Regions from separate parts of the Homo sapiens genome. Here region 1 is linked to region 2. Evidence: read pairs that join two places in POLR2A ChIA-PET (ENCODE). Cell type or tissue: PC-9. All regions are shown on one strand. Each heading gives the region's core, and the rest is flanking DNA. Links, peaks and the distances in the headings are about the cores only.

What was found. Peaks named below come from ENCODE experiments on the same cell type or tissue, not always from the same donor. Only the 100,000 strongest peaks of a DNase experiment are listed, where the experiment ranks them.
Region 1: POLR2A ChIA-PET joins it to region 2 with 6 read pairs; 4 of 35 experiments call an interaction of 5 or more read pairs at or near these places.

What each region holds. Positions count from the first base shown.
Region 1 is chr11:31,788,412-31,793,696 of GRCh38, forward strand. It overlaps ELP4 (elongator acetyltransferase complex subunit 4), which reads left to right. Exons shown (of 10, transcript NM_019040.5): 10 at 1-1,913. PAX6 (paired box 6) reads right to left here. Exons shown (of 14, transcript NM_001368894.2): 11 at 5,241-5,285; 12 at 5,027-5,142; 13 at 2,299-2,449; 14 at 615-1,608. The coding sequence ends at 1,523. Among named protein-coding and RNA genes, the nearest start is that of PAX6, 20 kb to the right of the region's middle. RefSeq lists a silencer at 4,796-5,009. In PC-9, for the core only: no CTCF peak of the experiment used is centred there; no DNase peak of the experiment used is centred there.
Region 2 is chr11:31,401,028-31,406,631 of GRCh38, forward strand. The region is part of intron 2 of DNAJC24 (DnaJ heat shock protein family (Hsp40) member C24); the gene reads left to right. Among named protein-coding and RNA genes, the nearest start is that of DNAJC24, 34 kb to the left of the region's middle. In PC-9, for the core only: no CTCF peak of the experiment used is centred there; a DNase peak (open chromatin) is centred at 3,274.

The DNA.
Region 1 (5,285 bases), core at 286-5,285, 390 kb after region 2:
TGTAGTGGTTCAATGGGAAATGATGCCTCTTGTGCAAAGGGGAGGGAGACAGAAAAGGGAGAGGGCCTATTTGAAAAAGGCAACAGCTTTCAGAAAGTCTCCTTTAAGAAATCTACTTTTGAATATACTTCAGTGAAATCATTGTTGAAATAGGCTGACAATGGAAATCTGCCCAGATTGAAAATGCCAGTCCTAATTCAAAAAACAATTCCTAGCTAATCGCTTGTTGCATTTTTAAATTATTTCTAGACTTTGAGCTTTAGAATTAAATGGCTAACTGGGAAATGTTACCATTTTGTATATATGTTGTGGGTATAAATGGGCACAGATCTACACCCTGCTGTAAGTGGAATTTTTTTCTAACACGTTTTTGATTTATGGTATCTATAAGGATTATTTTTTAAGGATCATCAGGATGTAAAACAGAGTGTGTGTGAAAGTAACCATTGGTTTAGAATGTTGATCTAACATGGAAATAAAATTTGTAACACCACACTATAAGGTTAAAAAGAAAACTGTATAATAAAGGAAATACAAAGGCTTTGGCATGGTTTTTTACAATCAACAATGGTTAATTTTGATATGTAGTTGTGAACAACTTCAAAACACTTAAGTTTAAAACTCTTGCAAGCACTTTTAATTGATTAGGAATGAACTCTAGATGCACAAAATGATTGGACCGTGAACAGTAATACAACTATATCTAAGAACAATTAACTTTTGCTGGCCAAAAAAGAAACGTATGATTGCATGAAAATGTGTATAAAACATCTATATTCTTGTCAAATATAAATGAAATTAACTTTATTATAGAAATCATTCTGAGGATTTCTAGGGAAGACAAATACTTACATTTTGACATAAAACAAATTGGATTATATCGAAGACACACTCTACCTTTTAGCTATCAACTTTTTTTCTTCCTTGAATTTATATCTTACCCTTTTTTGCACATAAACTTCATCTGTTAACAACCTTTGGAAAACCAACAGATATTTCTGACATAAATCTAGTGCATGTTGTTCCAGGTTTAATTATATGCAAAGGAATGATACAAACTTGGAACATCAGTCCATAAACTATGAACAGATGGGTAGAAGTATTCGATATATCTTGATAAAACTCTTAAATTCGTGGCAAAGCTTGTTGATCATGGTTTTCTTTTTAAAAAAAAAAAAAACAACTTCATGACCAACACAGATCAAACATCCATCCAGTCTACATTGTTCTTTTTTTCATTATAACATACAAATGCCCATTTACAAATAATACACCAAAATGAATAAAAGTTTGGATACCAAAATGAAGATTTGTTCCAACTGATATCGTGCCTTCTGTATACAAAGGTCCTTGTTTCAAGTCCATTCCTTCCCCAGTGGTACAATACAGGACACAATTGTAGAACTGAAGCGGCTCTAACAGCCATTTTTCTTTCTTTCCTGAAAGCTCAACTGTTGTGTCCCCATAGTCACTGACTGAATTAACACAATATTTCCTTTCCTTTTTTTTTTTTTTTTTTTTTTTACTGTAATCTTGGCCAGTATTGAGACATATCAGGTTCACTTCCGGGAACTTGAACTGGAACTGACACACCAGGGGAAATGAGTCCTAGAAGTGGATGAAAGAAATAGCCATGTAGATATTCCCTTTGAGAAACAGACATGGAATACAAATTTATAGGTTTACAAAAAAAAAAAAAAAAAAAAAAACTAATACTTTCTAACATTTTTTACTGTATTAAAATCACTTCAATTGTTACAAATAAAAGTAGCACCTTCAGAAACTAGACAATATATGTATATATACCTATTGGATCCCAAGTACCCCCCACCCCAATCCAAAGGAAAAGAAAAAAAAAATCCTCTGTTTGTTTGCATGTTTGGAACTTTTACAATAAAGCTGTCTCTGGAAAACCAATGTGTCACTTTTTATTTCCAGCAAAAGGTCTAGAGGAGCTATGAGGGCAAGAAGCATTTCAACAAGCACGCACCTACAGCTCAGTGGGCCCCCTACTGAGCTTCGTCTAATAATCTGTCCTCAGAAAACTTGCAGTCTCAGGCCTTGTCTTCATACACAACTTTTGTGACCAAATTCAGGAAAAACAATTTTAGTTTTTGTCTATATGGTGTAAAGTTACTAATTAGCTTAACTGAATTTCCCTTTTCAATCCCCATCCCCCAGGGACAAGGAAAGCAAGGAGTTAAACACGCCCTCCCATAAGACCAGGAGATTCTGTTTGGGTAAACTTCTAGTGAAGAGAGATCGCCTCTGTGCAGCCTGCAGAAAGCAGTGGCTCACCTGTTGAAGTGGTGCCCGAGGTGCCCATTGGCTGACTGTTCATGTGTGTCTGCATATGTGGGGGGGTGTAGGTATCATAACTCCGCCCATTCACCGAAGGGCTGGTGGGCAGCATGCAGGAGTATGAGGAGGTCTGGCTGGGGACTGGGGGCTGTGAGGAGAGAGGCAAACCTGTGGTTACTGAGGAACACATCACACAGCCACAGCCCCAGGCTCCCTCCTCCCGAGGAACTCTGCCAACAAGTCTGATCATTAAAGATGCCTTCACGTGAAGTACTGGAATTCCATATGATAAATCTAAGATTGGGCCTCGAGCTAGTCCTTCCACTGGCCACAGCTAGAAGAAAGCTGCCTATGTATCAAGCCTCTAAAGCACTTTAGGTTCTGACAACTGTCCAGCTAGATGGTTGCCACTATCCATAAATTAATAGGATTTTTGTCTCTAACCTCTGCTAGCATCTTTGAAGAACCTATAGCATGAGGACCTTCATCAAAACACATCCCCTCTCCCTGCAAATCTGGATTTATTTGGGAACCCTATGACCCCCAGAGCCCATATCTCAAGCTTTGGGACAGAGAGCAGTGGGAGGAGCTCTCAGTAAAGTATGGTTCAGGGACCTTGGGAACCTTTCACTGATGGGATTAAAGATTCTTTGAAGAAGCAGATCTGTAATGACCCCAAGTTAAAGTGATCAGAAGTGTTAGTAAATATAACGACCTCCATCCTGAGAATTAACCATGACTTCCTAACAGACCCAAAAGCCCAGACTGACTTATAACTAGAAAACTGTTGCTACCCTCGAACTGTTCGGAATGGCAGCACTGAGGAGGTAAACCTTTCTCCTAACAAAACGCCTCATGAGCTCTCATGGTACTATGCCATGGCAGCAAACTTGGGATGAATTAAAAGAAGTGTGTCGGGAACAAGCAGGTCAGATGATAGTACAGTATACTATCATTTCTCTTCTCTGCAAACTGGAGAAATGTTTAATTTCCAAAATCCATATGCTCAGAGAGGGAAGCATATCAGAGAAGGTCCAGAGGAAGACACCCACCATTTGTAAAATGATGATTTTGGTCAAGAGAATGAATAAATGGATAGACAATCGGGCTCACCCACTCCAAAATTCAAAGAGTAGTTTTCTCTGAAGAGTAAAGTTATTGATCATTTTGATTTTCTTTATGCTTAATGAATGCATGTACTTTTTGAATTATACAAATTATGTAATTTTTAAAAGTCAGTGTTTGAAATAGATTGATTCCCCATACCGCTCTGTATGTGGAAACAGCCCTAATATAATTGCAGCATCTACTTGTTCGTCTTATTATTTTCTCACATACACATTTTGCTATCTTCACAGAAACCTGGATGTTGTTATAATACATGAAACTGAACGAGACACTCTGTGGCCTTATTAAAGTCAGATGATGAATGCTAACATCAAGTTCAAAGAGGCAAACAGGCCTTGAGGGCCTGCCAGAATTTCAGCTTGCATTTGTTTCTAATTCCTGCAATGAGTTCCTCTAGGCAACCTGACTTCTGGAAAATTCCAACGCAGTTATAGCAACACCAACTAATGGGCTGTTAATCCCTTAATTTACATCAATTGCACTATGGCCAACAATATCCAGATGCAATAAAAATAAACATGTGAATAATTCCTCTGAAGTTGCTTATCTAGCTGCTCCTATATTAGTCTGAAGACTGTGAAACATTTATTTTGCTGTTATTTGGATTTGAAATCCAGCAAAAAATGTTCAATGGAGAATAAACAATCAGTGTAGCCCCAGAACTGTTTCCAGCAGAGGCTCATGCTGGCCAATATCGTACCATCTAATATCTCTAATTGTTGCACAAACAGGAGTTCTAGGAAAACCACTGGGAAAGGCCTACCAGAAGACAGACATTTTTCCTATCAAGAATCCATCCAGCAACAAAGGTCTAGTACAAACCATCTGCCTTATCCAACTTACATCATAAAGGGTGAACCTAGTGCAGGACCTCTAAATGTAGGGGCTAATAGATATTTGGGACAGAACTAAGAGGAGAGGCAGGCTGTCATACCAAGTGAATAGCATCAAGCTTCCCAGGCAGCTAGGAGGGCCACAAACTCGTCACACCATTCACAGCAAAGACACACTAAATTTCCAGCAAATACCTGCTATGCCTTTTCTTATTGTAGATACAGACAGAAAACTAGCATTCTCATTATATTATGTATATCTCACCATGTAAATATGAATCCCATTTCTGATCCTTTTTTCTTTCTCACTAGTTTATCACATATACCCAAAGTAATGCCCCAAATGCGTGCACAGATTCTATATTTAGCATACAAACACATTAATATAAACCCAAATTTTAAACTACTAATCTGCTATCTGATAATGTGCCAGCATTATTTCCACTTTCTGGTGCAAGGCTCCCTGGTACCCAAAACATGCCCCACCACCACCCAACATTATCAAGGTAACAGTATAATAAAAGGCAGATCAACCTGACAAAACTGGACAGATTTTTATTACTCATTTTTTTAGGGCATGAATTAATGAGTCAATCACTTAAAAGTGATGGGATTGACTGTCTCCGACTTGACTGGTCAAGCCAATCACTGTAGTGCGAAAAGCTCTCAAGGGTGCAGACACAGCCAATGAGGTCCGCAGGCCCTGAGCCACTCCTCACTTCTCTGGGGCCTGGGTTATGCAGGCCACCACCAGCCGCACTTACTTGCATAGGCAGGTTATTTGCCATGGTGAAGCTGGGCATAGGCGGCAGAGCGCTGTAGGTGTTTGTGAGGGCTGTGTCTGTTCGGCCCAACATGGAGCCAGATGTGAAGGAGGAAACTGAGGGCAAGAGAAATGACAGTAGTCAGAGTGAGAGTCAGAGCCCGGAGCAAACAGGTTTAAAGACATTGATTCGTAGTATTAGTATTTCAAATTACCCGGTGTGGTGGGTTGTGGAATTGGTTGGTAGACACTGGTGCTGA
Region 2 (5,604 bases), core at 255-5,254:
ACAAGAAAAAAACAAACAGCCCCATCAAAAAGTGGGCAAAGAATATGAACAGATACTTTTCAAAAGAAGATATTTATGTGGCCAAGAAACATGAAAAAAAGCTCATCATCACTGGTCATTAGTGAAATGCAAATCAAAACCAGGAGATACCATCTCACGCCAGTCAGAATGGTTGATTATGAAAAAGTCAGTAAACAATAGATGCTGGCAAGGCTGTGGAGAAATAGGAATGCTTTTACACTGTTGGTGGGAGTGTAAATTAGTTATCTTAATTCTTTATTTGAAAAACACCAATACCTACCACAAATATTGCACAGCTTTACTGTCTTTCAGTGTTCTTTAGCCTCTTCTCTCTCTTTTTCAAAACATTATCCTTCCTTTTCCTCTCTTTCTTCCTCCTCCTCTTCTGTTTTCTTATTCCCCTTCTCCCGCTGTCTCCTCTTTCTTCACTACCTCCCCCTCTTCCCCTTCCTCTGCCTACCTCTCCCATCCTCCTGCTTCCCCTCCGCCCCCCCACTTCCTCCTCTGTTTTTCTCTTTTGCTTCTTCTTCTTGGAGCTATCAGGAATCTCAGAATCAATCTCTCAATTTTGTCTCAAAGGCAGTCAGTGGTAGAGTGATATTTAGCAGAAGTTTTAAAAATATGTTCAGAAGACCAAGAGGTCTGTTTAAAAATATTAATGGTATTAAAATGGCTCTTCTGGAGAATGGAGGCAATCATTAGAGATTTAGTAGACCCAAGGGATGTATGTTTCTTCATATTGTTCTGTCAGTGTGGCTGGCCACATAAGCACACTGAAACATCACTTTAAGGCACTCTCTGAGAACCATGGGGCTGTCTATGTTAAATGCAGGATTCCATCATAAATAAATTTATAGGATTATTCACAAAGATTCCATAGCAAGAGTTGCCGTTACATTACGGAGCCAAATTCTGAGCTCTAGGAAAGCATATTGGTTTTGACTAGATACAGCCCTGTGTCACTTCAAGGTCGGGATATTTTCCGAGAAATGTGTTGTTAGGCAATTTCACCCTGTGAGAACATCACAGAGTGCACTTACGTAAGCCATCCATATATAGACGGTGTAGCCTACTACACATTGGGCTTTGTGGTATAGCCTTTTGCTCCTAGGCTACAAACCTATACAATATGTTAGTGTACTGAATACTATAGGCAGTTGTAACACAGTGGTATTTGTGTATCTAATATATCTAACCATAGAAAAGGTACAGTAAAAGTATGCTATAAAAGATTAAAAATGATACATACCTGTGTAGGGTCCATACCATCAATAGAGCTTATAGGACTGGAAGTTGCTGTGGGTGTCAATGAGTGGTTAGTAAATGTGAAGGCCTAGGATATCACCGTACACTATTGTAGACTTTATAAACATTGTACACTTAGGCTACACTAGGTTTATACAAAAATATTTTTTAAATAATTAGCCTTAGCTTATTGTAACATTTTTTACTTTACAAAGTTTTTTAAAAAAATTATAGAGACAGGGTCTTGCTCTGTCACCCATGTTAGCGGGCAGTGGTGTGATCATAACTAACTCCAGCGTCAACCTCCTGAGCTCAAGTGCACCTCCCACCTCAGCCTCTTGGGTAGCTAGGACTGCAGACGTGTGCCACCATGCCTAGCTAATCTTGTAATTATTTTGTAGAGATGAGCTCTCACTACCTTGCTCAGGCTGTTCCTGAACTCCTGGCCTCAAGTGATCCTCCTGCCTTAGCTTCCCAAAGTGCTGGGATTACGGGCATGAGCTGCCACACCTGGTTCCACTTTATAAAGTTTATAAAGTAGGTTAGTTTACAACAGCATTTCTACAAATGTGAATAATGCATTGTACTGTGACATTATAACAGCTATGATGTCACTAGGCAGTAGGAATTTTTTAGCTCCATTATAATCTTATGGGGCTGCTATTGTATATGCAGTTTGTCATTGACTGCAGCATCGTTATCTGGCACATGACGGTATTCTCTTTTAAATTCTTAGCTATTCACTAGCATTCCCAAAGGACCTGAGTAAGGTAATTTTTTATAGATTCTTAAAAATCACAAATGTCCTTTTCAGTTAATATGCATATATGCATGTGTGTGTGTGTGTGTGTGTGTGTGTGTGTGTGTATCATTCTTCTTCATGAAGAAAAATGTTGGGGAATGCTCTTCTAGTTGTGTTACTGAACTGAACTTGGGTCTGCCCATCAGGTTCACCAAAGCCAAACAGTTACATCAAGATTTGTAGTGAGAGAAAGTGAGACACTTTTTTCAGGGTGCCAAGCAAGGAGAATTGGGCAGCTCATGCTAAAGACCCAACCTCCTCTATGGCTTATATATAAGGGTTTTTAAAGGTAGGGAAACAGAGGTTACGTTACATGCAAAGACATACATCAACACATGAAGTATATACATTGATTTGGCCTAGAAAGGCAGGACATCTTGAAGCAGGGGCTTACAAAATCATAGGTGGATTCAAACATTTTTTGATTTGCAGTTGTTTAAGGAAGCAGAGCTTTGTGTAAATACTTGGGGTCAGCATAAAAGAATATTAGGTGTGTCCCATGGGCATGACTTCCTCCAGGCCACTCAGGAAGAAATTTAGAACAAAGAAATACAGTCAGAGTTCAGTCTCCAGTTTCTTCTTATTTGAAGTCTGTGTACCAGCAGATTCATTTGGTGGTGGTCCAGGTTTCTGAAAAACAACTCAGGGCCGTATATTAAGATGTTTTCTTTAGTTTCCCTGGGTGTTACAGGAAAGAGGTCTCAATCCAGACCCCAAGAGAGGGTTCTTGGATCTCATGCAAGAAAGACTTCAGGGTGAGTCCATAAAGTGAAAGGAAGTTTATTAAGAAAGTAGAGGATTAAAAGAGTGGCTACTCCATAGGCAGAGCAGCCCCGAGGGCTGTTGGTTGCCCATTTTTATGGTTATTTCTTGATTATATGTTAAACAAGGGGTGCATTATTCCTGTCTCCCCTTTTTAGACCTTATAGGATAACTTCCTGATGTTGTCATGGCATTTGTGAACTGTCATGGCTCTGGTGGGAGTATAGCAGTGAGGATCACCAGAGGTCACTCTCGTGGCCATCTTGGTTTTGGTGGGTTTTAGCTGGCTTCCTTACTGCAACCTGTTTTATCAGTGAGGTCTTTATGACCTGTATCTTGTATCAACCTCCTATCTCATCCTGTGACTTTAGAATGCCTTAACCATCTGGGAATGCAGCCCAGTAGGTCTTAGTCCCATTTTACCCAGCTCCTATTCAAGATGGAGTTGCTGTGATTCACACACCTCTGGCATAAGGAACCAAACATTTTGTGACTTTAACTTCCTTGGCTATTATTTTAAGCTGTTATGACCTTTTGCTTACTGAGTTGCTCATTTACTTCTCAGGGCTAGCTGAGTGCCTTGAATTTTCCTTGAGGGAACTTAAGATTTTCCTTTATTTGCAAGCTGGGGGTGGAAAGCAGCAGACCCCAGAGAGGAATGCCTGTGCTGTCTCAGTTGTCAGATATTGTGGTCAGATTTATTAATGCCTTATTATTTATATAATTCTCTCAAATTGACCTTTACAATTTTATTTCACAACAGATGTCTGAAGAAATGAGTTTTTATTATCTTTAGAGGTAATGAGTGCCTCAAGCAATAGTGATTATTAGACTCATAAATGCATGCAAACTCTAAATAAAAATGACCCATAATAAGCTTTTATTCAGTGTTTATGTGTATGCTGCTCTTTGAAATTCCTCAGTGGTAATCTGTTTGGAATATGTATCTACTGTAATGTCATGGAAATTCAACAGTGGTCATATTGGGGCATTGCAAGACAGTACTTGAGTGGGACCTTCCCCAGAATCATTTGCAAAAAAAAAACCAAAACACAAACACCAACCAAGTCTCTTTTTGCTGAGATTCTGATCTCTTGTTGTTATGACACTTATTCCCTTTTTGGTAGTACAGAATTGGTATGTGAAACATTAAAACTGTTTTCTTTCAGGAGAGTAGAAGGAGGGTAGAGAAAGCGGCATTAGGAATTCTTTTTTTTGTTTTTTTTTTTTTTGAGACAGAGTCTCCACTCTGTTGCTCAGGCAGTGCAGTGGTGTGACCTCAGCTCACTGCAACCTCCGCTTCCCAGATTCCAGCGATTCTCCTGCCTCAGCCTCCCGAGTAGCTGAGATTACAGGCACGTGCCACCACACCCAGCTAATTTTTGTATTTTTAGTAGAGGTGGGGTTTCTCCATGTTGGCCAGGCTAGTCTCGAACTCCTGACCTCAGGTGATCTGCCCGCCTTGGCCTCCCAAAGTGCTGGGATTACAGGCATGAGCCACCGCACCCAGCCAGGAATTTTTTTTTTTTTTTTTTTAAGGATTCGGCCTTGACCATATTTAAGTCTCATAGCTACTGTCTTAGTCCATTTCATGCTGCTATATCAGAATACCACAGACTAGCTAATCTTTTTATTTATTTGAGACAATTTTTTTGCATCACCCAGGCTGGAGTATAGTGGTACAATCATCGCTCACCATAGCCTCAATCTTCTGGGCTCAAGGAATCCTCCTACTTCAGCCTCCAGAGTAACTGGGACTGCATGCTACCATGAAAATTTGTTGTAGAGATGAGTTCTGTGTTGCCCAGGCTGGTCTCAAACTCCTGGCTTCATGCAGTCCTCCCGCCTCAGCATCCCAAAGTGCTGGGATTACTTACAGATGTGACCCCCTGCACCCAGAGTGGTCATTTATAATGAAAAAAAATTTATTGGCTCACAGTTCTGGAGGCTGGGAAGTCCAATATTAAATGGCCAGCATCTGGCAAGAGTTTTCTGTTTACTGCTGTCCCATCCCATGACTAGCAAACTCAAGCGCCTGCTACATAGGCAAAAGGGGGGCCAAAATTAGCCTTTTATAAGGAATCCACTCCAGAAATATAACATTAGTCTATTCATGAGGGCAGAGCAGTCATGGCCCAATCACTGCTGAAAGGTACTACCTCCTAGTACTGTCACAATGACAATGAAATTTAACATGAGTTTTGGATTGGGCACACGTTCAAATCATAGCAGCTACAAATCCTTTTTTTTTTCCAAATGTATTCTTTTGAATGCATTCCTCTTAGTGTTTGTTTCCTCTATATCTCATTCCTCAATTTGAAAAGTATTTGAAGGGAGATCATTGGGCTGAAGCATTTTCATATCATTTTTTCATAGTTTCAATGTAATAGAATGACATAGTAAATACTTGTTCACTAGGAAAGAGTATGAGAGAAAAGGCACTTAAGTGCAGTACCTCAGACTAAACCTAAAATTTATCTCTCCTCCTGTATGTTGCTGACTAAAATCAGTAAGTTTCATATTTTGTACTTTTGGGGAAAATATTAAACACACAGCTTAAATATACAAATATTTATGAAGGATACTTGTGCGAAGAGGCACTGTGCTGATCTTTGCACAGATATGGATATAGTTAAAATACGGTGTTTATATATTCAGTGTTTAATACTTGTAATAGATAAAGCTTGAATGGTAGGTTGTGGTTCTTATATTGTAGGACTTTACTTTTAAGGATAAAGAGTTTCACTGTAATTCACTATGCATTAGTTGGCCCT